2 separate regions of the Homo sapiens genome follow, and region 2 is linked to region 1. Evidence: chromatin loops called from intact Hi-C (ENCODE). Cell type or tissue: OCI-LY7. All regions are shown on one strand. Each heading gives the region's core, and the rest is flanking DNA. Links, peaks and the distances in the headings are about the cores only.

Region 1 (16,996 bases), core at 5,495-13,494:
AGGTCTCAGGCAGTGGAGGCTTCCTCTGGTGTGGGGGCTGCTGGGTGATTGGGGCAAAGCCTCCTGTGTCTCTCGCTACTGGGTCAGGGTTAGAGCAGAAGAGAGCTGTGTGATGGCCTTCTGGGCACTCCCCCTGTCTGTCTGGACTACTGCCACAGCTGGACAGTAACCCCTTCCCCCAGCCTGTCCCTCGTAGCCCACTGATGCCAGCTGTAGCCCACATCACATATCTGGTGGTGTCCCTCCTGTGTGTAAAACCTTCAAAGGCATCTGATTACCGATACCATATCCCAAACTCCCTAGACAGGTTTTCAAAGCCATTCAAAACTGGCCACAGACCTTTCCTTCCAGCCCCATCTCCAACCCAGCCAACATTTCAGCCTATGTTCCCACCTCCCCAAATCCTGCACCTTCTCCAATCATTAAACAGTGTATGACTTTGTGTGCCTGTGGCCTCCGCTCAGAGCACCTCTTTTTTTCTCCCTCAAGCACCCTCCTTCTGTTTTCCAAGATCAAGCTCAAATAGCAAAGGCAGCATTCTCTTCCCCCAGCTGAGCATGTGGCTGTTTCCTGGTCCTCTTGGCACTGTGGGCACATCCCGTTTTAATTGCTCTCGCACCCACACTGGAATGCTCAGTCTACACATCTCTACTGGAATCTTCTAAAGATCCTAAGGTTTTTTACTCTTTGCTGGTGTATTACTGACACCATGAAGACACTCAGTACATGTTTTGGGAATGAGTAAATGGGTATGTCTGAGTTTATGCTAAAACTCAAGAATTGGGGATATTGGTACACAAAGGTTTTCTCTGAATATGCTGTTAAAGATAATAGTAGTAGGATCTATTCTAATACAGCACAAGGATATCTGCTGTGGTTAGGGATTTTAATAATTATTGTGACAATTTCTAAAAAGGCACAAATCATTTCCTGCCCTCATGAGTGTATCTAGAAGGAGAAAATAAAATAAGAACCAAAATAATTTTAATATAAATAAAAATGCAATCGGTGTCCAAGATTCACATCAAGAACTACTACATGCTTTGTGACTCACTGGCTACCTGGCTATCTTCCCAGAAACTCTGAGCTTCTCAGAAAGCTCAGACTACCTCAGGCTCACTGTGGTCTCATTGCCTAGTCCTGGGGATGGTGGGTGGGCGCGGTGAGCTCTCAGTGAGGGTTCAGAAATGAGAACATTGCCTTGAGAGGAGGAACTATCTACCACAGAGGTACATAGCGCCTGCTGTCACATGTAGGTAGAGGGGTCAAAAAGGGTTTTGTTAAAAAAGGAAGCTCATCAAGAGGTTTCCTGGAGACTGAGCTGACTGAGCTTTCCAGGAAGAGATGGTAGAGACAAGGAGTGGCCCAAGGATGTAATCTCTTTACTCAACTTAATTGATCAAATGCTTCCTAAGACCAGGCACTGTGCTAGGCACTAGGGATGTGAGGTGAACAAGGTGGGTTTAGTCCCTGTTTTCATGGGACTTACCATCCAAGAAGGTGGACAGAAAAATACTGTTAGCATGAGGGAGAGTCTCTCAGATACCTCCTTTGAGTAAAGAACTCATCAGATTCAGAGGTTTATTGTACACTTACACATGAAGGCAGAATAAGGAAAATTTAAAACTGTTATTCTGTCTTTAAAAAGGAAACATTTCAAATATTTATGTCTTTGGGGAAAATCAGAAGGAGAAGCTGCGTGGCAAGAGAGGTGGTAAATGGCAGGTTTGAGTGAAGAAATAGTATTATTTTGTTTTTGCTTTTGTTTTTTTAAACTTTCTTGTCCACTCTTTATAAAATGCAACCTCCATCCTCCCTCATCCTTTTCTAGGCACGTTTTCTCGCTTTGTGTTTCTTTGTAACCTGCATGTGCATTTGCGTGATGTCTGCTTCCGTATTGCCACGTTTGTGTCTGTTTCACCCCCAGGCACATGCTTCATAAGAGCGTGTGTCCGGCTTGTTTATTGCTGTACCCTAAGAACATGCCATAGATAGTAGGTGCTCAGTTAGGATTGAGGAATGAATCCGTGAATGAAAACAGGGGTCTTCAATTAAGTGGCTTGCTCAGGAGTGGATTTCATCAGTTTTTAGGTTTTACTCTAGGCTCATCTGCTGGTTTACTGGTTGGGTGGGAGAGCATAAACCTTCCTATCTGTTATTTCTGTCTAGCTGATTTATCAGCCTCTTCTCAGACTAAGCAATAGCCAGCTGAGTTTTATAGGATGGGTGTTCTTAATATGGGGAAAGAGGAGGATACTGTTCCAGACTAACATTAAAACACTTCCAGGAGCTGGTCTGGGTTCCTCCACACGGCTAGGAGGAGAGGATGGTTGTGGAGCTGTGCATGGCATACCGAATGGAGGGTAGGGAGCCATAGCCTTACCACTGTGGGGAACGTAGGTTCTGCCTCACAGGTGATGGGCAATTGCAGGAAGGCCGGGACAGGGAAACGGACTGACAGAGGTGTTAGAACACCCCTTGACGTCAGTGGAGAAGATGAGGCATGGGGATGAGGTTCAAGCAGGGGCTGAGATAGAATCTGACCTAATAGGAGCCTGTGTTCCTGACCTGGGGAGTCTCAGGATCTGTGAGCAGCCTGGGCAGGTGGCGCTGGAAAGGAGCCAGGGCGGTCCAGCAGGCCGCCGACAGGAAGGAAGGGAGATGCTGGGACATGCTCAGTGGGAAATGTTTGTGAGACATTGAAGGTGAAGTATCATGTGGGAGAGAAGGCTCTGGAGCTCAGGGACAGGCTGTGCTGGAGGTGTAAATATGAGGGTCATCGCCACCATGATGATATTTAATCTAAGGAAATTGATGAAATCACCAAAAAGAAGCTGTACAGAGAGAAGAAGGTTGAGGGGGAAACAAAGAGGAGCTAACCACATGGAGCTGGGAATATAATTAAAACCCAGTAAAGGAGATTGAGAAGCAAGAGGGAAGAAAAATCAAAGACAGTTATGTCAAGGAATCTGAAAAAAGAACGTGTTTTGAGAAGGCGGGTATGGTCAAACCATGTTAAATGCTGATAAAGAATAGCACAAACAAAGGATGGAGGCGTCCTCTTTGGATTTGGCCACCTGGAAGTCCCTGGTGGCCTTTCTGAGGGAGGTAGCCAGGTGGAGGCAGTGGCTGGCTGATGCAGGTTGAAAAGAGAATGTCAGGTAAGGACATGGAGCCAGGGTGTGTTGATAATGCTTTCTAGAAGTTTGCCTATGAGCAGGAGGAGCTGCATAAAGCTACAGGGATTAGGGATGGAGGGAGGGTTATTTTTACAATGAGAAATACTAGAATATATTTGTACATAGGAGGAAGAGATCCAGGGTTGGGGCAGTGGAAGCTTGGAGAGAACAGTTATCTCAAAGAGCAGTGTCCTTGAGATGGTGACCAGTAGGATCCAGAGACCAGGTAGATCGGAGACTCTGCTTGTGACAGGAAGGAATGCAACACGTTTGTTAATTTGGTGGTGGGAAAAAAGAATATTCATATCTGATGGGTTCTATCTTTTCAGCAAAATATGAGGTCAGGTGGGGGAGAGGAAGAGAGGTTAGAGGAGAGAGGAGAAGCAATGAAACCATGATCTTTAGGATAAGAAAATATAGCTTATTAGAAGGACAGAGTTGGATTGCCAGAACTGACTGAGTGTCAGTTTGACATTTGACACTGTTTGATGTAAAGTGAAGCCAGTCAGCCTGAATGTTTTCACATGCAACTTTTAGCCATCCTAATTTTGTCTTGCTGTGGGATTTCATATATGTGTGTGTCTGTATATATATATATATATATATATATATATATACATATATATATACACACACATGAATAGTCTGGAAAGATATTGAGTCTTTTCTGATCACAAACAAGGCTTCCGAAGGGCACGTTGCAAGAACATGTCTGGGAGGACAGGGAGAAAGGGCGGGCTGTGTTGGAGCCATTGATGGGGAATGGAGCCATGGATGGAAGGAGCTGAGACTCCAGATTAGGTCGCTCAAGGCTCATATGCCAATGGATGGCTGGGCAGACTGACTCGTGTGGGGCTGCAGTCAACAGAGATGTGAGGCTTGGTGGGACCCATCTTCTTAGTCTGAGACAAGCTGGGTCACCAAATGTATGCTGGGACCCAAGTGCCTCCATGCTGGGATGGATGCTTCATGTTGCTGGCTTCCCAGGGGCTGGTGCAACTGACAGGCACATCTGGCTGGGTGCAGCCAGGCTCATGGGCAGGTGGTAGCTTCCCATAAATGCAGCATTTATGGGATGGTTACGCATGTAAAGGACCCAGTAACAGAAAATGAGAATGAGGCTTGAGGAGTGTGGGAGGAAACCAGGAGAGAGTGGCATTCTGGAAACATGGAAAAGATGCAGGGAAAAGTAAGAGTCCCAGTGAGAAGTCAGGTCATAGCACAGAAAAGTGGCCACAGAAGTTGATGTGTATTTTTCTTCTGAGAACATGGAATGAAGGATGGTAGCAGCAGAGAGCAGAAGGTTTGCAGACTGGACTGGGACAAGTGGGTGAAGGGGAAATCTCTAATGATGCATTCATGAGGAAACTGCTTTGTGTTAACCTTTTCAGATAATGGCGTTTCTCCTGAGGAAGAAGGCCTCTCTCCTGAACCATCGAATTTTTCAGCTGATCCTCTCAGTGGCTGGCACTGTGGAGCTGGGCTTCAGGTCATCTGCTATCACCAACACTGGTGTCTTCCAGCACATCCTCTGCAATTTCGAGGTAAATCAGAGATTGGCCCTTAGTCCTTCAGGAGTGTGTGTGATGGTAAATATGCTAAGTCTGGGCTTTCCCCTAAACCTAGCATGTCAGCTTCCCTCATAGTCATGATGGTAGGGAGAGGGAAAACCAAACGAGCCTGCCCAGAGGCCCTGGTTTGTAATGACATGTGCCACCTATGGACTGAGTGGCTTCGGACAAATCTCTTGACCTCTCTGAGCCCCACTCTTTTTCTTGGGTGAAGTGGAGACCTTCATCTCCTTGCAGGCTGTCATGAGGGTTAAGCCAGATAGTATCTGGGAAAGGATTTTTAAACTATAAATTGGCATATACATATGAGGGTAAAGAAAAATGATCTCAGTTCCTTTGGGTGGTGCTTTGCTGTTTCCAAATGATTCTTGAAAGGGGTGAGTTAAGGGATGCAGAAGGACACGCCTGAGGCTGAGGAGCATCGCACACAACTGCTGTGGGTGGATCAACCCATTCATGAAGCATCATTTACTGAGCACCCTCTGGGTCAGGTACTGGCCATGTCCTGGAGACACAGTGAAAACTAGAACCCAGCCCTTCCCCACAGCCAGATGGGACTGGGACATAGCCAATGTAACACTGCAAATGCTAGGTGCTTCAGTGAGACAGGCACAGGGCATCTGGGGAGTGGGAGTGAGCAGGCAGTCAGAATTCAGGGGGAAAATAACCTTCCAGGTGGAGTGTATATGCTATTTGCAAATACTGTACATCAGAGTGAGAGCAGCCATGGGGACTTGAGAGCAAGTGGCTTGTTGGGGGCCTACAGGTTTGTGTTGGTTGCAAGAGCAGGAGAGAGAGAAGGCAGGCCCAAGGGGTTAGACTGCCCAGACTACACTTTAGCCTGGGCATGTGGAGGTCCTCAGGAGAAGTTTCAAAGCTCTTTCTTTGTTTATTAAGAAATTGATATATGTTTATTATAGAATATTTTTTAATTAGAGAAAAATGTGAGGGGGAAACTCTCCTATTACCAAGACCTAGTTAATTCTTGTCAAACCTGGATGCATTCTCTTACAGTATTTTCAATGTATAATACATTTTTAAAATCATAGTCATGATTATACTGTAGGTTATTTTGAGTCTAGTCTTTGCTCACATACCAAAAACATTTAAACATTTTCATTACAAACACAAGCACTGTTTTGAGATCAGAATAATATTCTGTTATGCTGAGAGTTCCTGGTTTCTTCATCATTTCTCTATTGCCAAATTTTTAGATTCTTTCTATATTTTGTTATAAATTGTGTTATAGATGGGACTTTTGTGCTGATATTTCTCTCACTTTTAAAAACATTTTCTTAGAATAAATTATCAAAATTAATAATGAGAATAAAGGCATTATGAACAATTTTTAGATTGTTGATAAGTTTTACCAAACTTTTGATATCTAGGGATGTTAACTGTAGAATGATATGTGAGAATTTTATTTTAGGTATGTGACTTCGGTGACAAGAGCTCTGAAGCAGGGAGATGGGTCATGAGATGATTGAAGAAATCTGGGTAGAGGATTTTGAAACCTAAACTGAGGCAAGGGTAGTGGGATAATGAGGACAGCAGGTGAAAAAGTCGAACTTGAACCAGAAGTGACTTAGAGACACATGACAAGGGAAATACTACATATCAAAACACCACAGGGCTGCTACTGAAGGCAGGACCAGAGGGAGACTGACAGTCATCAATATGTATATTATAAAAAGAGAATACTCTTTGTATAATATAGATCAAGATTCGGTTCAACGTCTAACTTCTAACTTAAGATCAAGAAGTTAGAATGACCAAACAAAATCAAAACGCAGAGAAAGAAGGAAGGAAACATATAAATGAGAACATAAATTAATAAAATAGGAAAAAAAAACATACAGAGGATCAACAAGGCCAATTACTGTTTCTCCTAAAACAGACAAACGTCTGTTAAGATTGGCCAAGAAAAGAAGACAGAAGCCACAAATAAATAATATTAGGAAGGAAAAGGGGAGAATACCACAGAAGAATGAGCAATTAGAAAGGAAAGAGACAATTGGATTAGTAATTTTGTGCCAGTAAATTAGAAAACTTAGTTCATTTGAACAATCTCATCGAAAATGTAAGTTTTCAGAGCGCACTCTAAAATGAATAAAAAACCCCAATGATCCTAGAATCATCAAGTAAAGTGAGTCACTGGTTTAAAATCTGTTGACATAAACAACAACCAGAAGGGAACGCCAGGCTGGGCACTCATAGGGAAATTCCACCAGTCAGGAAATAGGTTCTTTCTAGCTTCTTTAACGAGCTAATCTTGATGGCAGAACACAAAAGGACAGAACAGAAAATGAAAAAGTACAGGCTAATCTTATTTGTAAATATAGGCATAAGAGCCCTAAATATGAGATTAGCCAGTTGAACCAGGCCAAGATGAATGTCCTGGTCCTGGATCTGAAGCTGGAAAAGAGGATTGTGGAGGAAGCCAGCATGGCCTGGAGAATGGGCTCCCTGTGCACAAGGGGAAAGAAGATGTACATAAATGGCCATAAAACCCCACTAAATAAGATAATGTGTCTTGACTGCAACCGCTGCTGCCCCTTCTGAAGTGCTGTGGCCATGCTCAGCCAGTCTGGCTCCAAGGTGTCCTGGCCACCAGCATGGCCCAGGAATTACTAATGCAGGAACCCATCATGCTCCATTGCCTGCTACTAGAATGGCCATGGACACCACCCTACCCCACCCCACCCTGAATAAAACTACCCTCTTCAGGAGATCTGGTGCTTTTAAAGCTGGATTTAAGAAAATAAACCACCAATAAGAACCAGATGCTAAAAAGCAAAGCAAAGTGAAACAAAATGAAATGAAACAAAATAAAATTTAAAAGATTGAGGGGAGAGAATTTCAAAAAGGGAAAAATGTTTCCCAAATGTCATGTTCTGCCTACACCAAGTAAAGTGAGGTAAGGGATGTGTGCACTGTACGTGCCCATTGGAGGTCACTGACAGACTTAGTGACAAGTAAGTTGTGGGGTCAGAAGCCACTCAGAAGTAAGGAGAAACGGCCGGGCTTGGTGGCTCATGGCTGTAATCCCAGCACGAAGAGGCCGAGGCGGGTGGATCGTGAGGTCAGGGGTTCGGTACCAGCCTGGCCAACATGGTGAAACCCTGTCTCTACTAAAAATACAAAAATTAGGTGGGCATAGTTGCGGGCGCCTGTAATCCCAGCTAGTCGGGAGGCTGAGGCAGGAGAATCACTTGAACCCATAAGGGGGAGGTTGCAGTGAGCCGAGATCATGCCATTGCATTCCAGCCTGGGCGACAAGAGCGAGACTTCGTCTCAAACAAACAAACAAAGAATTAAGGGGAAGTGTGGGGAGACTGAAAGTGGAGGCAGTCAGTGGACTTTGGAAAATAGCAGAGAGGAAGTTTCAGAACTTTTGGTTTTGGGTTTTTGTTTTTTGTTTTTTTTTGAGACAGAGTCTCACTCTGTTGCCAGACCGGAGTGCAGTGGCACAATCTCGGCTCACAGCAACCTCTGTCTCATGGGTTCAAGTGATTCTCCTGCCTCAGCCTCTCGAGTAGCTGGGACTATAGGCATGTGCCACCACGCCCAGCTAATTTTTGTATTTGTAGTAGAGACGGGGTTTCACCATGTTGGTCAGGATGGTCTTGATCTCTTGATCTCATGATCCGCCCACCTTGGCCTTCCAAAGCCCTGGGATTACAAGCGTGAGCCACCGCGCCCAGCCGGTTTCGTGTTTTAAGATGGAAGAGACTTAAGTCTGTTTGTAGGTTGAAGGAGAAGACGCAGTAAAAACCAGACAGTTAAAATAGTAGTGGGAGAAGAAACTGCTAATGAGACACATCCTCAGAGGGTTTGGAGACAAGAGAGTGGATCACAGGAGAAACGGTGGGATCCGTGATGACTGGTGTGAAGCAGACAGGAAGAGGAAGTTGTGAGGAAGGGAGAGACAGGAAGTCATTGAGAAGGGAATGGACAGGAAGCTGTGAGGGAGGGTGGGTACAGGAGATTGTTGAAGCAGGGAGGGACAAAAATTTGTGAGGGAAGGAGGGACAGGAGGTTGTGAGGGAAGGAGGGACAGGAAGCTGTTGAGGCAAGGTTGGACAGGAAGTTGTAAGACAGAGTTGGATAGGAAGTTGTAAGGCAGGGTTGGACAGAAAGTTGAGAATCAGGGAGGAACAGGAAGTTGTGGGCTTCTAAGTCTTAGGTTTTGGTTTCTTTCTTTCTTTCTTTCTTTCTTTCTTTCTTTCTTTCTTTCTTTCTTTCATTCTTTCTTTTTTTTTTTTTTTGTTTTGAGATGAGGTCTCACTCTGTTGCCCAGGCTGGAGGGCAGTGGTGCGATCTCAGCTCACTGCAACCTCTGACTCCCAGGTTCAAGTAATTCTCCTGCCTCAGCCTCCCAAGTAGCTGGGATTACAGGCACGTGCCACCACATAAGGCTCATTTTTTTATATTTAGTAGAGAAGGGATTTCACCATATTGGTCAGGCTGGTCTTGAACTCCTGACCTCAGATGGTCCACCCACCTCGGCCTCCCAAAGTTCTGGGATTATAGGCATGAGCCACCATACCCAGCCTCTGGTTTCTTAAAGAAGGAACTGACTAGTTCATTTCTAAGAGTACAGTCATCTCAGGGGTGGGGAGAGAGCAACACCTGACACATTATACAGTCCATACTCAAACAAATCTAATCCAGACATCTTAATATAGTCCTTAGTACAGGCTTATGTGACACAGAATAACAATCAAAAGATTCAGTTATTCATGTTTCCCAAAATTCTGACATTTGGCATTATGTAATTTCCTGATGAGCTAGGCAGCCTCAAATGGGTGTGGCAACTTATTATTGTTGCTGTGTTCTGGAAAGGAAATGTGAGAGGCTGGAACTTTTGTGGGAAGTGTAAAAGGTGCACCTTATTGTACTGGTGGGTTCACATCTGACTTTCTTAGTTCTCTCAGCCCTTAGCCCCAGGCCTGGCATATCATTTGTTGAATGACTGCCTTCATGAATCAATATCCTAAGTGTGCAGGGCTCTTGGAGCCCTACAGACATGTATGTTGGGGTGCCATGCTGGATACCCATGTTTTCACTAGAGCTGCCTTCATCAATACCAGCTGTCCCAAATGGCAGCTGGCCCACCTCTGTGTGTGCCTTTGGGCAGTGGCTGTGCTTAAAAAAGCAGGAAATCTGTCACTCTTTTCCTGGCGGAAGAACAATCCACTCATTTTATTTTATTTTGTATCCACTCATTCTTTTAAAAAATGTAATGCATCTTTACGAAAGATAGTGGCATGTATGATGCTAGGTTCCAGGGATTAAAGAGGGACAGTCTCTACCTTCACAGGCCTCCCGATAAACTTGTGTTCACTGGGGTTCTTTTGCATTTCCTCTTCAGCAAGAGTAAGCAAAGTCATGGGTAACTGCTTAGCTTCAAGCAAGGTTGAGTATTGACCCTATGGGTCACTATCTGTAGGTGATACCCATGGGTACCCAGTGTGGGGCAAGGGAATGGGCTTCGTAGTCAGGTGGATTGACTTTGAAAACAGTCTCTGCCAATTAAAAAAAAAGTCTGGTGCCAGAAAAGTTACTTAGTCTCCCTGAGTCCCATTCTTTCTAGCTACTAGATGCAGATAATAGGCCGGGTACGGTGGCTCACACCTGTAATCCTAGCAATTTTGGAGGTGGAGGCAGGAGGAACACTTGAGCCCAAGAATTAGAGACTAGCCTGGGCAGTAAAACAATACCCCACTCTACAAAAAAATTTTAACAATTAGCTAGGCATGGTGGTGCAAACCTGTAGTTCTAACTACTTGCAAAGCTGTGGTGGGAGAATTGCTTGAGCCCAGGAAGTCAAGGCTGCAGTGAGTCATATTTGGGCCACTGCGCTCCAGCTTGGGTCTCTCAAAAATAAGAAAATAAATACATAAATGCGGATAATAATATTTTGGGTCTTTTTATGGCACCTCTTGCCACCAGGAAATGTATCAGTTATTAAGTGCAAGCTCTTTTTGCTGCTATATGAGTGCACGCTTATAATCCCACACCTGAACCTTGTATAGTCTGGGCCTTAGGAACTGTCAGTATTTAGAGAAGAAAAATATTAGAGTTCTCTAAAGGGAAGTAGAAATAAGACATGATGGCATCCATCAATTCTGCCCCAGAAGGATCACTAGCAGCTACATTTGTTTACTATGAATGAAAACAACCTGAGTGATCAACTTCACTTTCAGAATCTCAGTGAATTTCATATCTTTGTTTCACTTACAATTTTGTCATGCATGAGATGACACTGTGGTTTGGGCTGAAGAATGTGTTGCCTGCGCAAATTGGGTATGTAGTCAGTACAGTGTAAAACCTGAAAATCTGTACCTGGCTTCTATTTCCTGTCCTGCCACTTGCTGGTGGTGAGTGGAGACTGTCACTCAGCTGGTCTGTCTCAGCCTCTATTTTCTCATCTGTAAAGTGGGAACATCATCATTTGTCTTGCAGGATCCAGGGAGGTTGAGATGAGTTTGCAATATGGACACTTGGGCTGTGGGCCCAAGGCTGAGCAGATGGGGGAGATGGTTAGTGCAGGCGTCCTTGGTTGGAACCAGGCCCACAATGAAGTGCCAAGTAGCAGCAGAGATGGCGAGAGAAGGCCTTCCTACAGGGGAGGCACCTCTCTGCTTGGAGTGTCAGGACAGCTGATCTGATTCCAGAGCTGGTACATCATGTTGATGATTCCACGTCAGAGGATCACCTGTCCAGCACTGACCTTCTCATGCTTCCTGCAAATCATTCTTCTCCCACACCTTCATTTTAGCATGTGTTTTGTTTTGTCTTCCAGCTCTGGATGAATACTGCAGACAATCTGGAGCTCAGCCTCTTTTCCCATCTTTTGGAAATCCTTCAATCACCAAGGTAGGCTGGGTCTTGGCAGCCTGGGGGTTAGAACTGAAGGCTGAATGTCCAGAACAGAGACAGGGCAGGGTGGCCAGTGGCTCTTCCCTGCTCCCAGAACACTGGGTCCCCAAATGGGAGCACATCCTTCCCAGTGGCTCATGCTTGTGGGGCAGTCTCCTCTCATGGTCTCGGGCCTCAGGAGGGCAGATGCTGGGGGCTTAGAGGCCTCTCTAGCCCCAGGGACTAGCACATACTGGGGGCTCAGCAATTGTGACCAGCAAAGGTCCACTCTCCCTCTAACTGACTTCTCCAAGGCACTTTTGGAATTAGTCAGGGCTCTTTTACCCTTCAAGTGGTAGAAATACAACTCAAACCAGCTTAAGGGATGTAAAAGAGAAGGAAAGAAGGAAGGGAGGAGGGAAAAAAGAATACAGGAAGAAAAGACCAGTAAAGAGGGACTTCGTTGGCTCTTACAATTGAAAAGAGCTGATCTCATCCTGTAGCTGGGGGAGGCTCACATCATTTTCTCTGAGCTCTGTCACCACTCTTGCCTCTGCCTCTTCCACTCAGTCTTCAGGTTGCCCGGGCTTTCTTCTGTGGCAGAAGGTGGCTCCTGGGCAGCTCCTCAGAGCACATCCTCAGCTTAGCACCATAGGCAGAGAGACAGCTTTTTAAAAATTTAACAGTCTTAGCTATTGGACTGAGTCTCATTGAGCCAACTGTGTCCCATGACTGGGCTGGAAAGTGGCTTCCCCTCTGGAGTTAGAAAGTGGTAGTTCCCAAAGGGAGCCAGGGGCTGTGTTCAGAATAAGAGAGAAGGAAGGCAAGGAAGCCCACATATCACCCCACCTGCCTCCTCCTGGCTCAGGCTGGTCTAGAGCTCATTGGTGCCTTCAGCATTTTGAATGTATTTGTAAATGGCTTTCCACTCATCCACTTAATGAACATCTATTATAAACTTACTACATTTCGCACCCTGTACTTAGAGGTAAAATTCAGAGAAGAATAAGCCACAGTCTGATAAAAAGAGAATACAGAAAAACATGTTGTTCAGTGCTGTCAGAGGAAACAGAACCAAGGGCAGCCGGGACTTCTGGGTAGAGGAGCATCTGTCTTCTCTGCTGAGCCTGTAATTATAAATCATACACAGAATTGGGCTCTGGTCCTGCCTCTTTTGTGTATCAGGGAGATGGAGCTCAGCAGAATTTAATGTGTTAATACAAAAAAAAAAAAAAAAAAAAGACAGTTCAAAGTGAGGAATCTGCCCAAAGTCACCCTCCTCCACATTTTTCTCCACCATTTTTTCTCTTCCACTTTCCACTTTGTTCCTGTACCTGTACCAGTTGTTTTCTAAGAAACAGATATTTATCCTGGGAGCTGTTTTCTTTGGGGGAGTAGAATTTACTGGAAATTGGATTTGTGAGTATCTGAGGGAGGGGGTATGGATAGGTGGATTCTGTCTTTTTCTCCTTTGACTTTCAGTGGCGTGTCTCTCCACTTTGTGGTTTGGGGCGGGCAGGAAGATCACACAACCAGACAAGCTAGTGAAGGGCCCTGCACTCCTGGCTGGTGGGAAGTACTCCCCAGTCACATGAGTGTCTGCTGTCTTTGTTTGAGTTTCTGAGGCCAGCACTAGTTTTCCCTGGGGCTCAGAATTTAAAAGTCAATAATTGGGGTTTGTCTTTGAAGGTGGTTTCCGGGGGGCGGAGGGGACAGGCAGTGCACACCCGAGCGACTCTGGCACTTAGCAGACACATATTCAATGGGTGTCTGACGGCATCTTGACAAATTGCCAAGAGAGCATTGGAGTTAAGGGGCCATGGAACAAGCCTGGCTTGAAAAACCTTTTTAGCAGAAACACAGCAAATTTGGTTCATTCCAGTAAAAGCTTTTACTGTCTCTCTCCTGTACTCACCAGGGAAGGACCCAGGAATGCTGAAGCTGCCCACCAGGCACAGCTTATACCCAAGCTCATCTTCCTATTCAATGAGCCGAGCCTCATCCCCTCCAAGATCTCCACCATCATTGGCATCCTGGCCTGTCAGCTGAGGGGCCACTTCAGCACCCAGGACTTGCTCAGGTACCACACCAAGCTGCCCAGGGGGAAGAGCAGGGCCCCAGGGCTGTTTAAAAAGGGAGGACAGACCCCAGCTCTCTCCCCATTGTGCTCAACCCTGAATCACTTGGAACCTTCTAGGAATTTTTGCCCAGGGCTGAGAGTTGGGGAAAGGATGGTTTGCTGAAGTCAGGATGGGACAGGCCGGTTTCCCCAGCAGGGCTGTGTGTTTACTGTTCCCACTGCTCAGGCTCCCCCACTGTGGCCAAATATTCAGGAATTTCCATAAGCACTGCCATCCTTGCCAGCCAATGACCCACATGCCTGGCTCCTGCAGACTCCTGAAGAGCAGTCCCAGCCACCAGTGTGTTTCCCCTTCTCTTTCCTGTCACTATCTAATTGATCAGGTAGAGCCAGAGTTAGCGTCTCTGGTGAATCCTGACTGATTTTAGAAGTCTCTGGAAATACACAGCATGCCATGATGATTTCCCTTAAACTCTCACTTGCAGCTGCACGTGGGTGGGTCTATGTGAAAACACTGGCATGTACTCAGCGGACTCAGTTGAGCCCGCCTGCGAGCCTGTCCTTCTCTCCCTGTGTATAAAGGATTGGGCTGTTTGTTGTGTACACCCTCAAGCCTTCGTCGGTGAATGAGAGGCAGATCTGCATGGACGGAGCCCTGGACCCTTCCCTGCCTGGTGAGAAGACCTTTGCCAGTTCGAAGGCAGTAGGACGGCCCTCACGGAACCCCTGAGAGGCCCACATTGTGCAGAGGGAGGGGCTAAGTAAGGAAGGGGAAGGCACCCACAGCCAAGCCGTGGTTTCCAAGCCGTGGCCTGTGAGGCTGTCATTTTATGATGAGAGTCAGAAATGAAATAAAATTATAGATTCCTGCTTTGAAATGTGGGACTGGTGTTCCAGGCCTCCAGAATAAAATCAGTTCCCTGTAGACCAGCATGTGGGATCCGGGATCCTGCCTCACTTCCTGGTTGAACCCCCACTACCCCTTACTTTCCTGATGAGCCCCAACTCCAGCAGTGAAGCACTTGCAGGCCCCTGCAGGTGATGGCCTGCCCTCTGTCCGTGCTTGGCACGTGCTCTTCACTCAAGGGAAATGCCACCCCTCCCCCACTAGCCAAGCTGTCCCCAGTCCCACCAAACCAGATTAAGTCACTTTCTCTGTGTTTCCAAAGCCCCTTGGGGTTACCCTACTGAATAGATTTGTAGTTTGTTTATGTGAGTCTCCCTTTTCGCCTAGCCAGGTGCAGAACTGCAGCTGTGTCTTGTTCAATTTGTTCCCTCTGCTAGGGCAGTGTGATGGCAGCAATCACAACTGCTTTGTCCTGGGCCCTGCGGCTCTGCACTGTCCAAGACGAGAGCCCCTAAGCCACATATAGCCATTTAAATTCAAATTTTAACTAATTAAAATTAAATGCAATTAAAAACTTAATTCCTCACTCACTGTAGCCACGTTTTAAGTGCTCACTAGCTACCTGAGGCTAGCGGCTACTCTATTGGACAAGGTAGATATAAAACAGTTTTATCATCACAAAAGAGTCTCCTGGATAGCATTTTTTAATCTAGATAAAGTATTATCTCTTATCCTTAGATCAAGCCGCAAGAAATTACTATTCCCATTTTGCAGACTAAGAAATTTAGGTTCAATGAGATTAGGAGCTAATTGAAGATGGGACCAAAATCTGAATAGACGGAAATATGACTCCATTTCCCCAGGTTGCCTCATCAGTCCTATTTCTACAGTATGGCGTGGTGTATGCCCTGTATTGGTGTGAAATTGCTGGCAACTGAGGGAATGAACAAATGGGTAATGGGCCAAGAGTGAACTTATTTAGTCAACCTTCCTTCTCATATGAACTGCATTCTGAAACTTTTACCTAACCAACATATTAAAGCATTGTTAATATGTCCTTTTGGGCTTTAATGACTCTTCAGAAGTAAAGTTTCTTCTTCCCCTTGCTCCATATACCTCTGCTATGATTTGAGTTCTGTTTTTATTGTAGCATAGACATCCAAAAGCCTAGCCTGGGAGCAAGTTGAAAGCAGGAACAAAGAGAACAAAGACCATGGTCTTCAGCACTCTGTTCCTGATTACTTGCATAATATCAGTGCATAGTAGGTGATTATGAAATGTTGCAGCCTATAATAATTTAAAAAATTCTTCTACTGAAAGGTATATTTTCCTTTATTATTTTTAGGATTTTTGTTTTTTGGAAGATGTGCAGCATTGCAGACATTGCTAATTAAAGGAAACTTCAGTAACATTTTCTGAAATTCTTTTTAAGCATTGTGTGGAGGCTGGAATAAAATGCCAAAATTTTGAGTCCCAGCCATGCCACAATTCCTGGGTGAAATAAGCATTTGGTGAATATGATTGCTTACTGCAGCAAATATTATGTCTCTTTACATCCATTTTCTCTCAAATCTGAATTCTTTTTTGTAGCTGGAAGCCAAACATCTGGAAAGACAATCTGGCTCAGAAACCAGTTGCTGGAGATGCTGCTCAGTGTAATATCTTCCCCCCAGCTTCATCTGTCCTCTGAGTAAGTAGCTCCAGGAAGAGCAATTTGGCAGGAGGTTACCTCATACAGGGTGTGGCATTAAACCTTTTCTTAATGAAAAGTTTAGCATCTCTGAGTCTGTTTTCTGCAATGTATTTCCTGCACTAGTCAGAAAGAAAATTATATTCTCTCTACCCAATGAACCAGACCTTGCCCTAAGATATTCTGATGCAAATGTTAAGTGGACATGAGTAACTAGAAACAGATTTGGTATAATTACAATAAACTCCTTTTGTCACCATAGCTATAGTGTAATTGTTATTGTTTTGGCAGTTGTGACAATTACTGATTTTGATGTCTTGTACTTGGCAGACAATAGAATGAAGAAATCGTGAGCCTAAATAACATCTATCAAGGAAAAGTCTTGCCAAATTCTTCTGCTATTTACTGTTAGTGAGTTTGTTATTTTTCCAAGTTGGAAAAAGAAGTATCTACCGTCAATTAACTTCTAAAATCAAGTGTAATCATAAAGCTGATTCCATTAACTCTCCCCACTGCCTGCCTGCTTTACCTCCAACCTTGGAGTCGTTCATTTGACACCTAATTTGTTGAGCATCTACTGCATGCCAGACACTGTTCCCAGCTCCTAGGATGCAGTGCTGAGCAAGTCAGCCCGGATCCTTGCTCAACCTGTATATGCATCTGGGCTTGGGGGTAAAGAGTTACCCCTCAGTAAAGCAGCTTTATAAATAGTGTTTAATAATTTACCAGCCTATAAATCCTTTCTTTCTTAGAATCAAAACATGG
Region 2 (16,996 bases), core at 2,874-10,873, 130 kb before region 1:
GTTGAGATTTCCTCAGGAGGAGTGACTTCGATGTCATTAACACCAGAGCATGGGCTAGCAGGCCAGTCTAGGGGTCCGCGGGAGATCTTAGACATGGACTGCATCTGGGGTTCCATTTGAAGAACGATTTGTAGTTTTACAGTTTTAATTCTGGAAGACACAAACTTAACAAGGCGGTTAAAGATACAGGGATTGAAATGTATGGCCTGCAGTGCAGGGGATTACTTCTTTGGCACACTTCACAGGCCCTGACTATCTGCTTGATAGTTTTGAAAAGGCCTGGTTCAGTAAATAATAATTTGGCCATCTGATGGGTGCTATCGATGCCTAAGTGGAAGGTTTGGTGAAGGCTTTTAAGTAATTTTATTGGTTAGCTCCAGGCAAAAGTATTTTTCCTTCTTCAGTGGCTAGCCATCTGGAGGGGAGGAAAGTATGTCCTTGTGAGGTTCCTTATTCTATTTTTCCTGCTGAATACTGGGGCTTGGTTTCCCGGAGGGGATTACCCTGTACTAGGGGCCCTTCCATAAGCATTTCTAATGGAGGGTCCTGCCTTGCGGCTCTTTTGACTTTAAGATCCGCTTGGCGGTTCCTTTCTATTTCCCTTTCCTTTCCTTTCTGGTGACCCCAACAGTGTAAGACTGCCACCTCTTTAGGTTTCTGTATAGCCAATAGTAATCTCCTAATGGCTTCCTGATGTTCTATAGGTGTTCCCTCGGAAATTAGGAATTCCCTTTCTCTCCATATTGCTGCATGGGCATGGAGGACTAGGTAAGCAGACTTAGAGTCTGTATATATATTTACCCTTTTCCCTTCTCCTAATTCTAGTGCCCGAGTGAGGGTTATTAGTTCTGCCAGCTGAGCACTAGTTCCTGGAGTGAGGGGATTACTTTCAAGTATTCCTTTATTACTGACCACTGCAACCCCTGCTTTTCAAAGTCCTTTTTCTACAAAGGGACTTCCACCAGTATACAAGTTGAGGTTGGGATCAGTCAAGGGAACCTCTAAAAGGTCCCCTCAAGTGGCATAGGTTTGAGCGATTACTTGTTGACAGTTATGTTCTATCTTTTCTTCATTGTCTGGGACATATGTGGCTGGATTAAGAGTTGCACAAGTGCGCAGTTGCAGCACTGGCCCTTCAAGTAATAGAGCCTGATATTTAAGTAAATGGTTAGCTGACAGCCACAAGTCTCCTTTAGCAGTGAGTATGCTGTTCATTTCATGAGATTTCCACACAGTAAGATCTCTTCCCTGTATTATTTTAACTGCTTCAGATACTAAGACTGGGCAGTTTGTAGCATTTCTCTCCAGCGTTTTGTCAGTGGATTGATTTGCCATGGATGCAGTGACAAAGCTGGTTATAAATAATGTTGAAGACTCACTATGTGCTGGGTGCTGGGAGCCATTCCACTGCTTCCCTTGAAACCACTCAGAAAGAAGGCTACTGCTGTAGTACCCATTGGATAGATGAGGAAGCCGAGGCTTACAGAACTGAAGGTCAGGCAGCCAGTAAGGCACAGAGGCAGGACTCCCACCCAGGCACTTCAACCCCAGAGCCGGTGCCTGCAGCCAGACTGCTCACCTGCTTTCTAACTTAACATTATAAATTAAGCATATCCTTACGGTATTAAAAATGATGTCTGAAACAGCATATTACTCACTGTATACCATGTTACTTTAAAGTCTAAGATTGAACACTTCAGATTATTTCCAATATGCAGAGAGCACTTTTCCACATGAGGAGTTACTTTTGTGTTTATTTATGGGCCCATATTCTTCTATCATTTAAAAAATGGTTTGAAGGCCGGGTGTGGTGGCTCACTCATGTAATCCCAGCACTTTGGGAGACCGAGGCGGGCAGATGGCCAGGTCAGGAGATCAAGACCGTCCTGGCTAACACCGTGAAACCCCGTCTCTACTAAAAATACAAAAAATTAACCAGGCGGGGAGGTGGGTACCTGTAGTCCCAGCTACTTGGGAGGCTGAGGCAGGAGAATGGCATGAACCCTGGAGGCAGAGCTTGCAGTAAGCCGAGATCGCGCCCTGCACTCCAGCCTGGGCGACAGAGCAAGACTCCGCCTCAAAAAAAAAAAAAAAAAAAGGTTTGAAGCAAATGTATAAGAAGCCTTCTCAATGTTGGATCATTTTCTTAGGATAAATTCACAGAAGGGTAAATAACAAATATTTTAATTTTGGGGTTTTTCACAAGAAATTTCTGGAAGCAAAAGGCAATTGATCTTGGTGGGTGACAAAGTTACGCCCATCAATATTTACAGCAATTATCCCCACATTTCACAGTTTCTCCGGAAGCACAGAGAGGCACTTCTGCAGAGGACCCAGCCAGTTATAATGAAACTGCCCGTGAATTTCTTCTCAAAACTTGAAGTGAATCTGCGGCTAAGGTTTGAGAATTCAAATGTGCCCCCTGGGCTGGTCCTTCAGCAGACGAGGGCAAAAAGCAGAAGTGGCTTCACCTCCCTGCCCTTCCCCATACCTCAGAATTGGGCTAGCTTTTGGTAGGCCCTGCTGCGGGTGGGTGGCATGGGTCATTTGAGCCACACGTCTTCTTGGTATTTGGTGGTGGGGATGGGGACTCCTCCTTAAGAAGCAAATATTGCCACTGTTTTGCCTTCCCTGGGCCTGATGTCATCCCAAATGTCGCAACTGCTCATGAGGGCAGGCAGGGAGGGTCCTACAACCCCTATTTATAGATGCAGAGGCTCTGGAAATAACCTGCCCTACCAGCTGCTTCTCACCCTGCTTCTCTGGTGATGAGTCCTTCTTATGTTACCAATGAGTCTGAAAACCCCTGGGACCCTATTGGCCCCAGAGCCAGGGAGGAAGAAGCATTCCTCTTCATTTCCTCCTACTCTCTTATGTGAGGTAGTGGTAAGATCAGACAAACCTCTGATATAGTGGTGTGCTGGTAAATGCTTAACCCACCCCTAAAAAAAAGAATATAAATATATATATATATATACATATTTATGATTGTTATAAATTTTACTGCTATAAAGGATGTGTAATGAACACTTTACAAATAATAATAATAAAACAGGCAATACTCTATGTTGTAAATTCCTTATAGTTGATTGATTCTAACAGAATGCTTTCACTGATTTTTGCCAAACATTGGTATCCCTAGCCAATCTATGGTCTCAATTTAACCATTATTTGACAAATGGAGTTGCATTCCAATCCACAGCACTTTATCTAATACATTTATAGTCATGAAATCTGATGTGTAATCTGCTGCTAAGTGATGTCTCCTTCCCATACAAACTATATTGATTATCCTGCAGCCACTTTCAGATTCAGCACTAGCTTATATTGGAACTTCACTCATTTGTCAACGGGTGTGAGTGACTTTGTTTACTTGGATAATAGTTTTCAAATATGGGAAAAATATTATCTCAATCTTTGCACTATTCACAATGCAAGGGCTATAGACATAGCACAATTTAAGTTTAATCTACATTATTAACCTCCCTTTTCTGAAGTCTAACGAACAAAACAATAAACCAAGCCCTTGTTTGTAGGGTTTTCCAATTTCCATGGTGTAAATTCTCCCTCTGTGGACAATTGGAAGCTACCAACATGACATCCCTACATGCAGAGTTGGGAAGGAACATGCAGTAGCCACCAGGATAGAGGGTTTCCACCACTCAGAACTACAGGCGTGCCTCGCCTATTTAGGTAACAGCAAAATGTAATAGAGTGGTGCATTTTGAGTATTAATTACCTTTGTATAATAACATAAGTTATTAAATTATATGTTTATATAATTTAATTTTAGTTTTAATGGCACAGAAGTATCTTTCTTCTTTCTGGATCAACCACATAGAATTTCAATTCTACTGTGAATATTATCTTTGAAATCACAATATTGTCAATGCTATATATTTGCTTTCTAGTTTTTAGAGTTGACCTATAAACAAAGCAAGTAAGACACTTTTAGTTAGCTAATACAAATATTTTAAACCATGATGATATAAAAATAATAATATAGAAAACAAAAGATGGGGAGGAGCAAGGGAGGAAGAATAACTACATCAGTACAGATTGAATGTCCTTTATCCAAAACGCTTGGGTTTGTAACACAAAGGATAAATGCTTGAGGGGATGGGTACCCCATTCTCCATGATGTGATTATTTCACATTGCATTCCTGTATCAAAACATCTCGTGTACCCCATAAGTATATATACCTACTATGTACACCCAAAAATTAAAAACAAAGAAAATTAAACAAAACAAAATGCTTGGAACGAGAAATGTTTTGGATTTTTGATTGTTTTAGATTTGGGGATATTTGCACCATGCTTACTGGTTGAGCATCCCTAATCTGAGAATCTGAAATCTGACACAGCCCAATGAGCTTTTCATGTGAATATTATCTCAGGGCTCAAAAAGTTTCAGATTTTGGAGCATTTCAGATTTTCATTTTGGATTAGGGATACTCAACCTCTATTCTTGTCTTTCATAGTTGTGAATGCCATCTTAATTTGATACATAAAAAAGTGAATATACTATTTAAGGTCATGAAGGAAATTATTGAAAGGTATGTAAAATATAATGAACAGAGTTGAAAAGGCAACATTTAGAAGGATAAAATAAAAATATAATTACAAATCAGGAGTAGAAGAGAGTAAGAAGGAGATAGTGTAAGCACTCTAATTTTCTTATTTTTTATGTCTGAAGGCCCAAAGATATTGTCAAAAATTCATAAATCCTAAAGAAGTTTATTAGTTGAAGTTATAATGAAGATCAGAATATCTAAAAACAACTACTCTTGGTGATTATTTGGGCAAATGGAAAATGGTCAGGGGCAAAAGGGAAACTTCTTTTTATGTTCTTATAAACTGACTTTTGTTTTCCAGGTGCAAGTATTATTTTATAAGTAAAAAGAAACCAATATCTACTATTAAAAATGCAACTTCTGCTTCCTCCAGCCTGGACCTTATTTACTTTGCAGTAATCCCTTTTACAGTATATTTTGATTTCCACTATATGTAGAAACATCCCAGAAGGCCTGAAGTCACACTTAATTCCTGTGTCCAGTTCTCATGGCCCTTCACCTTCCCCTCCACCAGCGGGGGGTGGGGGTGGGGTGGGGGGGTTGGGGGGGGAGCAGAATTCTCCTGTTACACTGGAGAGCTGCCACATTTTGTGCCTGTCTACATCACAGTAATTCACAAAGTGCTAAACATTGCACTTTGCCATATGGTACATTCTTATTTTTCAATTCTCATTACCTCACATGTATAAACAAACAAACAAACAAAAAAGGCTTCAGGAAGTTCAGTGCCCTGCTCAGAGTCCTGCAGTTTAGTGGCTTACACTGGCAGGTTCCTTCTCTCCTGCAGCAGAGAATCAAGACAGAGAATCCAATATCCCCAGTGTATCCTCCCCCAGAAAATGTGGTGTTCCCCCGACAAAAAGAAGTCAATGTCTAATGTTCCCATCTTGTCTCATAATCCCTTTCAAAAAGGAGGAATTGCTGTCTGAGAGGGTATTTTGTTCCCCAGTGACTGAGGGCAGGGCAGGGGCAGGGAAGGCTTCCCCTCTCTTCTGGCCCTAGAGGCCCTGTAAATGCACTGTGCAGTCACTGACGTGCCCTCAGGCAGGGCCCTGGCGGGAAGGGGGCTGTTCCAGGTCTACCAGCTTCACACCCTTATTCTATTGAATTCTCATGAAAACAAAATCTGTGAAACAGCTGTGATCTTCATTTTCTGATGAGGGAACAGAGCCTCCGTGCCCCCGAGATCACTGGTATGACTCCAAAGATTTTCCCTCTTGCCCCCGCTCCAGCAACGGGTGGCGGGACCAGGACCTGTCCCTTCCGCCTGGGAACGGTGCCCTGGGGCAGGGTCCCCAAGGCTCCTCTCCACCGTGGAGGCTGAGGCCAAGCCCACGGCACAGGGCACAGGCTCTGGCGGGGCGTGTTCGAGGTTGGGCGTCAGCGGAGGCCGCAGGGGCTCGGGCGAGGCAGCCACTGGAGCGCGGAGCCGGCCCCACCTGCAGGGCCCGGGCTTCCCCTCTGACAAAAGCTGCTGTCGGGAGGGGCTGTAAAGCAGCAGAGAAGACCAGGCGAGGGATCTGCACCAGAGGAAGGGAGGCAGGCCTTTCCTGTATTTATCTCTGCAGGAGCCGGGAGGGAAGCTCCTCCACGGAAAAGTGTCAAACCTTGCCCAAGCTCGCAGGTCCACGAGCGAAGCCCCCACCCCCTCTTCCCGCGCTGCTCCCAGGGGGCTGCCAACCTCGACCTCACGCAGCACTCTGTCCCCACCAGCCCCAGCCTCCCAGGCCCAGAGAGCGTGGCCCATAGTCCCCTTGGCGTCTTCTCACTCAGCGTGCCCCCTCCTGTGTGTCCCTGGGCAGTCTCTCAATGACCCGCTGTAAGGGGCCCTCTTAGGGGCAGGAGCGTCTGGCTCCTGTCCCTGGCTGAGACCCGTCTAGGCTGCCCCGCGCAGGGCCTCTCCCAGGTGCCTCCCTGGTTGTGGCGGGAACAGCCAGGTTTGTTCACTGGGAGCTGGAGTCCTGGCCTTGGGCGATTGCTCTGACTAGGGGGCTGACCCCCACTGACCCAGTCACCTGATCACCATCACCGGCCAGATCCCACCCCACGGCACTTGGGTGGTGCAGGTGTTCACTGGGCCAAACTGAGGTGCATGAGCAGAAAGCATCTCTCTCCGCAGGGCTGGGGTGGATGCCAACACTGGCCCCTGGGGTTGTTGGTGAGAAACCTCGATCAGCAAGAGGCCAGGGAGTGCTGGAGGCTGCTCTGGGGCTTCCGCCCGCTGGCCGCTGAGGTGAGATATTCAAATATCGGTGGGCGGGTTTTTCCCAGGTTAATCCTCTCTTAACTGACTGCACAGCCCAGAGGGAAATAGAAGAATCTCCAGGCCACCTTCAGAAATGAAGATGGATTCCTCGCAGAGTGCTAGCAGGAAGATACCTGATGGGCCGTCTAGTTCAACAGATTCCTCCCCATTCCACAGACAGCCCAGAGAGGAGAGGCACAAAGGATAATAATGACAAAGAATAGACATGACTGTGATCCAGCAGCTACATTTGCCGTGTGCCCACTTGCGTGCCAGGCTTTGGGCCAGCTGCTCTGTGCACTTGCTTTTCATGATTCTGCCAGGTATGGATCGATGTACCCACTTTACAGATGATAAAACCGAACTCCAAGGAGAGAATGATATGAACAGAAGCTATCTCAGAGCTGGAGGCTTGGTTATGCTCCTTACTCACCCCACCACATTGAATCCCTCAACAAGCTGTCAGCAGCGACGTCATTAGTTTCATTTCACAGATACACCTCTGAAATGAACTCGTGTTTTACTTTGGTCTCCCCTGGTTTTCCAGGCCTCCAAGCAGCCTCTGGGGCCACCTTCCCTGCTGGCCAGCTGTGTCCTTTCCTGCTGGAACCACCCAGACCCAGGCTCCCCATGCTCATCAGCCTTGAGCCTAGCATCTCCTTGGGACTGACCTGCTGGGTGGCCACTCCCCCAGAGCCACCTACTCACTATTACCTGCTAGATGCCTTGTAAATTCTCTTTATTTATTTATCTTTGGGGGTTTGTATGATTTTGTTTGTTACTTGTAAACAGTGGATTCATTTGACTTTTATCAAGTCATGTAAATGGATCTAATTTTATTTTTTGGTATATGTCTACCTGGTTATCCCAACATCATTTATTAACAGTCCATCTTTCCCCACTGATTTGAGATGCCACCTTTCTGTATGATACATTTTCACAGTTGAGGCTATTTCTGGATTTTCTATTCTGTTTTGTTGTTCTCTGTTTATTCCTGTGACACACTGTTTCCATGATAAAAGACTTAGGGCCAGGCATGGTGGCTCACACCTGTAATCCCAGCACTTTGGGAGGCTGAGGCGGGCGGATCATGAGGTCAGGAGTTCGAGACCAGCCTGGCCAACATGGTGAAAACCTGTCTCTACTAAGAACACAAAAATTAGCCGAGCGTGGTGATGGGTGCCTGTAATCCCAGCTACTTGGGAGGCTGAGGCAGGAGAAACACTTGAAACCAGAAGGCGGTTTCAAGTGAGCCCAGATCGTGCCACTGTACTCCAGCCTGGGCAACAAGAGTGAAACTCTGTCTCAAAAAAAAAAAAAAAAAAAAGTAGAGCATGTTTTAATTTCTGAGAAACCCAGCCTTCCCTCCTTGCTCGCATTCTCTCTCTCTTTTCTTTCTTTTTTTTTTTTATTTTTGAGATGGAGCCTCACCCTGCTGCCCAGGCTGGCGATTTCGGCTCACTGCAACTTTCGACTGCTGGATTCAAGTGATTCTCCTGCCTCAGCCTCCTGAGTAACTGGAATTACAGGTGCATGCCACCATGCCCAGCTAATTTTTTGTATATTTAGTAGAGACGGGGTTTCACCAATTTGGCCACGCTGGCTTCGAACTCCTAATCTCAAGTAACCCACTCGCCTCAGCCTCCCAAAGTGTTGGGATTACAGGCATGAGCCACCGTGCCCAGCCTCTCTCTCTTTTTTCAAAGTAACTTTTATTATGGAAAAAAATTGAACATCTATAAACTGAGTATAGTAATATAATGAACATCCAGCCTCAACCTTGATTAACATTTTGCCATTTTTGTTTCATTTATGCCCACTCCTTCCCCCACTTAATTATTTTCATAGTTTTTCAATGTACAATTTTATGCATGTTGACATGCACAAACCTTATCTGTATGGTTCTGACAAATTTGTTCCACAATTGTAACACACATTCCTATGAAAATATTAAATATTTTCATCACCTCACAAAGTTTATGCTTTTATCCAATCAATAGTCCCTTCCCAGGGCAACTGCTGTTCTGATTTTTTTTTTCACCATAGGTTAATTTTGCCCGCTGGAGAATTTCATATGAATGGAATCACAGTATGGACTTTTTTGTGTACAACCACCTATAGTCAAGCTTAATGCCTGTGAGAGGAATCCATGTTGAACAGTGTATCAATAGTTGGATTTTTTTTTTTACTATAGAGTAGAATTTCACTGTATGAATATACCATGGTTCATTTATTCATTACCCATTAATGAATCTGTGGGTTGTTTCTGGTTTTTAGTTAGTATGAATAAAGTCATTGTGAATATTTATGCATAATCTTTGTGTGGACATGTGTTTTCATTTTTCTTGGCTGTGTCTGGTGGTGAAATTTGTGGGTCACATGATAAGTATATATTTTACTTTATAAGAAACTGTTAAATTGTTTATGAAAATGGTTGCATCATTATACATTCCTGTAAGCAATGTAGGAGCATTCTAGTTGCTCCAGTTGCAACATTTAATGTTGACAGTCTTTAAAATTTTAGCCATCTAAACGAATGTGCTGAGGTATCTCAGTGTGGTTTTAGTTTGCACTTCCTTATTAATTAATAATGTTGAGCACATTTTCATGTGCTTTTTAGCCATTTGGAGAAATATACCATACATATGATATATAAGTGTATATATACCATACATATGATATATAAGTGTGTATATACCATACATATGATATATAAGTGTGTATATGCCATACATATGATATATAAGTGTATATATGCCATACATATGATATATAAGTGTATATATACCATACATATGATATATAAGTGTATATATACCATACATATGATATATAAGTGTATATATCTCATATATATGATATATAGGTGTATATATCTCATATATATGATATACAGGTGTCTATATTCATATATATGATATATAGGTGTCTATATCTCATATATGATATATAGGTGTCTATATCTCATATGTATGATATATAAGTGTCTATATCTCATATATATGATATATAGGTGTCTATATCTCATATACGATATATAGGTGTACATATCTCATATATATGATATATAGGTGTACATATCTCATATATATGATATATAGGCGTATATATCTCATATATATGATATATAGGTGTACATATCTCATATATATGATATATAGGTGTACATATCTCATATATATGATATATAAGTGTATATATCTCATATATATGATATATAAGTGTATATATCTCATATATGATATATAGGTGTATATATCTCATATATATGATATATAAGTGTATGCATCATATATATGATATATAAGTGTATGCATCATATATATGATATATAAGTGTATGCATCATGTATATGATATATAAGTGTATGTATCATGTATATGATATATAAGTGTATGTATCATGTATATGATATATAAGTGTATGTATCATGTATATGATATATAAGTGTATGTATCATGTATATGATATATAAGTGTATGTATCATGTATATGATATATAAGTGTATGTATCATGTATATGATATATAAGTGTATGTATCATGTATATGATATATAAGTGTATGTATCATCTAGATGATATATATATAAGAATATATATAAGTATATATATATCATCTAGATGATATATAAGTATATATATATCATCGATGATATATAAGTATATATATATCATCGATGATATATAAGTATATATATATCATTGATGATATATAAGTATATATATATCATCGATGATATATAAGTATAAGTATATATATATCATCGATGATATATAAGTATATATATATCATCGATGATATATAAGTATATATATATCATCGATGATATATAAGTATATATATATCATCGATGATATATAAGTATATATATATCATCGATGATATATAAGTATATATATATCATCGATGATATATAAGTATATATATATCATCGATGATATATAAGTATATATATATCATCGATGATATATAAGTAAATATATCATCGATGATATATAAGTATATATATCATAGATGATATATAAGTGTATATATAATCATCTAGATGATATGTAAGTGTATATATCATCTAGACGATATATAAGTGTGTATATATCATCTAGACGATATATAAGTGTGTATATATCACCTATACGATATATAAGTGTATATATCATTTATACGATATATAAGTGTATATATCATCTATATAAGTATATATATCATCTATATAAGTATATATAATATATATGATACATATGATATAGATGATATATAAGTATATATGATATATATGATATATAAGTATATATGATATATATGATATATAAGTATATATGATATATATGATATATAAGTATATATGATACATAAGCTTATCCATATACATATGATATATATACATATATATCATATATACATATATATCATATATACATATATATCATATATATCATATATATGAGATACGTATATATGATATATGTATCATATATATCAATAACAGGATCGAGGCTGGCCCATGGCTGGTCTACACTTCCCAGTCTTCCTTGCAGCTCGATATGACATATAAGTATATATATCGTATATATGACATATAAATATATATATCGTATATATGACATATAAGTATATATATCGTATATATGACATATAAGTATATATATCGTATATATGACATATGAGTATATATATGATATATAGACATATCTATATATGATATATATGTATATATGATATATAGACATATATATGATATGCATATGGATATATATATATGAGATAAAGTGTCTCTTCAGGTCTTTTTTTCAGCTTTTATTGGGCTGTTCATCTTTTGATTATTGATTTGTTAGAGTTGTTTATGTACTCTGGATACTTCCTTGGTCAGTAATATTTTCTCCCTGTCCATGACTTGCCTTTCATTTACTAACAGTGTCTTTTATTAGAAGAAGTTTTAAATTTAGATGAAGTCTAATTTATCAGTCTTTTCTTTTATGGTTATTGCTTTCTGTAACCTGTCCAAGAAAAACTTTGTCTCCTCTCAAATTGCACAGATATTGTCCTATGTTTTCTCCTAGGAGCATGGTAACTTTAGTTTTTAACATTTGTGTCTAAGAAATAATGTAATCCCTACCAAAATTCTAAAGTCATTCTTGATAGAAATGGAAAAAATTTCTAAAATTCATATGGAGCCAGAAAATACACCAAATCTTGAGCTAAAAGAACAGAACAAGGCTGGAGGCATCACCATCTGGTTTCAAAATATATTACAAAGCTATAGTAATCAGAACAGCATGGTACTGCCAAAAAAACACATCGACCAATGGAACAGTACAGATAATGCAGAAATAAAACCATGCATTTATGGTCAATTGATTCTGAACAAAAGTGACTTGATTTGTTTTCATTATGGATAACCATGTCGTTTCAGCCACACTTGTTGGAAAGGCTTTTGTTTCCCATGAATCTCTTTTCAAAACATTCCCTCACCTTCCATACTGCCATTCCCCTTCCCTTTCCAAGCCTGCTGCTCACTGACATCCTCCCTCTGGTCCCACAGGACCTTCCTCAAAGTGGAGACTCTGTAGATAGAACCTCATTTCTGGCAAAGCTGCATCACTGATGTGAAGAAATAAAGCACTCAGAGTTAAACTGAAGTTTCAACTCTTTATTCTTACTTCCCCAAAATTAAACCATTTTGGCATGACAGGTGTGAGTCTGTGCATGGTGGCTGAGACCTGTATGGTGTGTGTGGTGTCTATGAACTTCCCCAAAGACAGACTGGAACTCGCCACACTAGGCATCTTGTATAGCACCAGGCATATGGTAGTGTGGAGATGGTAGAGGAATACATGGATACATAAATCATGAGAGGCCTTATCCAGCACCTTATTGGAGCTCATACCCAAAGTGATGCCAGCACTCTTGATCTCACACACCAAAGATAAATGTGCTTAGCCTCAAGGACTTGTTCTTAGCTTGAAAGCTCCTTGGGGAAAGCATTCTTATTTATTATTTGTGCCTCCAAAACACACCTTAGGACTTGGTCCTGGAAAATCCTAGTGCCAACTGAAATGGGTTGAATGGCCTGTGTTCACCTGGTGATGGCTCATGGTTCTTCATCTTCTCAGTGGGCTCCTTTTGAGTTTTATGTTAACTCTACCAATATGGAGTTGGATCTTCAGGCCAGCTTTGAAAATTATGACAGAATTCGCTCATTTGTAGTTTTCCAATCCTCCCTCCTTCCTCCAAGTCTCATGGGATGTCAACAGTGGTATTGATCATTTCTTCTGCAGGCTCCAGGTGTCCTGTGGGTTTATCTTCCATTTGCACCAGTACTCACATCTCCCTGAAAGTACAATCTGATGGTGGGATCCTCTCTCTTTTTCTGGAGTTAATTACTATCCCCTTGGGGAATATGGAAATGCAACCAGCACACAGGAAGCTGCTTTCTCTCCAGGTTTGTTAAACATGTCCTGTTGCTGTGTAAATAGTTTTCTTTTTTTCTCCCAAGATGGTATAGAAAATACATTGTAATAATGAAGTAGGGAAGTGCTTGCAATGAATTAAGTGAAAGAAAAACCCAACCAATTATGAAGGGGAATATATGGCATGATTCCCATTTGTTAAGAACAAAAAATAAGACCAAAGAAATATACTTTGGTAAACATGGAAAAAAAGACTGAAATGCTATTGCTCAGCATAGGGTATTAGTGAGTTTTATTTTATTCCTTCTTCTTTTTATTTTTACATACTATTTAGAATTAACATGCTTCATTTTAAAAGTCAGAAAAATATTTATTTTTAAAAGTATTAACTTTTTAGTATATGGCCCTGATAAGTGATGGTAAGTGCTCTGAAGAGATCATAGTGGAGACCGACAGCCTACCAAAATGCATTCTCTCTAATAACAGGATCGAGGCTGGCCCATGGCTGGTCTACACTTCCCAGTCTTCCTTGCAGCTCGATATGGCCATGTGGTTACAATAGCATGTGAGCCAAAGCGATGTAGACCACTCAGAGGCTGGGCCTTTATGGGCAGAGGTATGTCTTGTCTTGTCCACTCCCTTTCCTTTTTTACAGGCTGGATGCAGACGACAAGGCTATATGGGACAATGGAGCAATATTCCTAAATTGCTATATGGGGGAGAACCACCTGCCAACTTGAACAACTGGTGTAGACTGCTCTGCAGCAAGGAAGTAAACTCCATAGCAGCTCTGCTCTGTTCATCATTGTTTCTTCAGGGCCTACCTGGGACCTGGCACAGAGGAGATGCTCTGTGTGTGTTTGTTGATTGGAACTAAACTTTTACTTTTCTGACATCTTTGTCACAAAGCCATGAAGAAATTACATATCCTTATGACAATTTACTTAGAGTAAATAAAATACTATTTTTGTGTAAAATGTGAGATTGCAACAATATGCTTCCATTGATTTCTCAGTCTTTGGTGCTGTAGTTGTGAAATACATTCTATCCACGTATGCTATCAACTCCAAAGTACAGCACTGCAATTTTCACTTTAAGCAGTCATAGTCTTTTAAAGAAGTTAAAATAATGAAAAGTACATGGTTTGTTTTTATTTACTCACACATTTGCTATTAATAGTGCTTTTCTTTTTTTCCTATAGATCCAAGTTTCCATCTGGCATCTTTTCCCTTCAGCTTCAAAAACTGCCTTTAGAATTTCTTATATTGCAAGGATGCTGGAGATGAATGATCTCAGCTTTTATTCACCTGAAATGAATGTATTTTATTCTCATTTTTACAGAGACATTCATTGGCTATTGAATTATTGGTTAACAATTTTTGTTGTTTTCCTTTAGCATATTAAAGATGTCTTTCTATTCTCTTATGGCATTCACTGCTTCTGATAAAACATCAGCCTTAAATAGTATTTTTGTTTCTCTTTGGGTAATATTTTTTTCTTTCTGACTGCTTTCTTGCTCTCTGACTGTTTTAAGATAATACATTTGTTTCTGATGTTTGACTATGATGTGCTAAGTGTGTTTTTTCTTTGCACTTGGTGATGCTTGAGTTTTACTAAATTTATCATGTCTGCAATTTGCCGTTTTTCAATAAACCTGGGAAATTTCAAACATCATTTCTGCAAATGTGCTTTTCTGCCCTCCTCTCTCTCTGAGACCCCATTTACACATATATTATACCATTTCATATTGTCCCAAGAGCAGCTGAGTTTGTTTTTTTTCATCAATATTTTCCCCCTCTGTCCTTCAAATTGTATAATTTTTATTAATAAGTCTTTAAGTTCATTAACCCTTTTTTTCCTGTGGCCACCAATTTGCTGTTGGTCTATCAGTAAAATTTTTACTTCAGATATACTTTTCAGTTCTAGAATTTACATTTGAATCTTCTTGTATTTTCGATTTTTTTTTTTTTTGCTGAAATTTGCCTGCTTTTTTTTTAAGTTCCTGAATATATTTCTGATAGCTGCTTTAAAGTTCCTGTGAAATAATTCCAACATCTGGTTCATCTTGGGGTCTATTTCTATTGACAGTTTTTTATTTCTTGTTATGGGTTACATTCTTTTGCTTTTTCAGATTTCTACTAATTTTAACTCTATGCTAGATAGCATGGATGTTAAATTGAAAGGAGGCTGCATTAAGTTTTCTTCCTTTAAAGCATCTTGAGTTTTGTTCTGGTTGGCAGTTAAATTCCTTGGCTGCAGTGGCTCACACCTGTAATCTCAGCACTTTGGGAGGCTGAGGTGATGGGATCGCTTGAGCTCATTAGTTTGAGACCAGCCTGGCCAACACGGTGAAACAGTGTCTCTATTAAAAGCACAAAAAATCAGCTGGGCATGGTGGCACGTGTTTATAATCCCAGCTACTTGGGAGGCTGAGGCATGAGAATTGCTTGAAGCCAGGAGGTGGAGGTTGCAGTGAGCCGAGATCACCCCACTGCCCTCCAGCCTGGAGGACAGAGCCAGACCGTCTCAAAAAAAATTACTGGAATATCCTTTTAATTCTGTCAGTCTTGCTTCTTTTATTCTTTGTTTGGTTGTATTAGGGTCCTCCAGAGAGACAGAACCAATTGGATATACATATATATATATATATATATATATGTATATGTGTGTATATATCTATATATATACATGCCTGCTCTTGTTTGTTTATTTCTTTATGTATTACAAGGAATTGGCTCATATGATTATAGAGGATGAGAAGTCTTAAGATCTTCAGTCAACAAACTGGAGACCCAGAAGAGCCAATGGTGTAAGGTCCAGTCTGAGTTCAAAGGCCTGAGAATCAGAAGAGCCAGTGTTGTAAGTGTTCCAGTCCAAGGGCAGGAGATGACTGATGTTCCATCTCAAGGAGTCAAGCAGCCAAAGTGTCCTCTTACTCAGCCTTCTGTTCTATTCAGGTCTTCAACCGATTGGAAACCACCCATGCATATTAGGGAGAACAGTCTGCTTGACTCAGCCTACTGATTCGAATGTTCATCTCATCCAAAAATACCCTCACAGACATGCCCAGAATAATGTCTCGCCAAATGTTTGGGCACCTCATGGCCCAGTCAAGTTAACTCATAAAAGTAACTTATCACATGGAGCTATTTTATTTCAATTTTGAACTTGTTCCAACTTTATGGCTTTTATTCTAGGCTGTGGTTCTTACTTCTTCAGTGTGGAGTCTGAGCTTCAGAGTTTTATGGTTTTAAATTTCCTCTCATCATTACCTTCATGTTTAGCCTGCAGGAGGACTCCTCTGATTGGTGTTTCAAGTTTGGTCTGCGGATTGGGGAGGAAGGAATACAAGAGGGCAGCTCTGAGCTTGGTGGGGTGAGGGCTCTGAGGTGTAAAGTGAAGTCCCACAATGCTCAGCAAGGTCTCTCCACACTCCATGGGATGCGACTGCAACATTCCAAGCACTGCACATTCTCTGTTACCTCCTTCAGTGCTCGGCCTTGGGTCAGTTGACCTCTGCTGGGTCTCTTGGAGTCTCACCCTGTGCACACATAGGAATCCTTGGCCAAGGGCACACACAATGAGTTCCCACAAGGCACACTCTCCTCAGGAACCTGCCCTGAACATACCAGAGCCTTCAGCAGCTTTGAACTCTGACTTAAACCTTTTCAGTTCAGGGAGACTACTGTCTCTGGGGCCCCACCTGCCTGCATCATAGCAGAAAAAGCATCACTAGAAAAAACTCCAGGGCAATTGTGGGGCTCACC

Evidence for each region. Hi-C counts contacts between places; a loop is a spot of excess contacts. Peaks named below come from ENCODE experiments on the same cell type or tissue, not always from the same donor. Only the 100,000 strongest peaks of a DNase experiment are listed, where the experiment ranks them.
Region 2: it touches region 1 in a loop (2.6-fold over the local background); 5 of 110 quality-filtered maps call a loop at or near these places.

What each region holds. Positions count from the first base shown.
Region 1 is chr10:48,791,728-48,808,723 of GRCh38, forward strand. It overlaps WDFY4 (WDFY family member 4), which reads left to right. Exons shown (of 62, transcript NM_001394531.1): 24 at 4,571-4,723; 25 at 11,559-11,632; 26 at 13,533-13,694; 27 at 14,277-14,368; 28 at 16,132-16,231. Among named protein-coding and RNA genes, the nearest start is that of WDFY4, 120 kb to the left of the region's middle. RefSeq lists enhancers at 11,078-11,127, 11,158-11,217. In OCI-LY7, for the core only: no CTCF peak of the experiment used is centred there; DNase peaks (open chromatin) are centred at 8,824 and 11,054; H3K27ac peaks cover 2,301 bases.
Region 2 is chr10:48,665,722-48,682,717 of GRCh38, forward strand. No RefSeq gene overlaps it. Among named protein-coding and RNA genes, the nearest start is that of WDFY4, 11 kb to the right of the region's middle. RefSeq lists silencers at 2,479-2,528, 13,959-14,223 and enhancers at 2,729-2,848, 7,002-7,071. In OCI-LY7, for the core only: no CTCF peak of the experiment used is centred there; DNase peaks (open chromatin) are centred at 5,640, 6,010, 6,750 and 7,290; H3K4me3 peaks cover 4,373 bases; H3K27ac peaks cover 6,249 bases.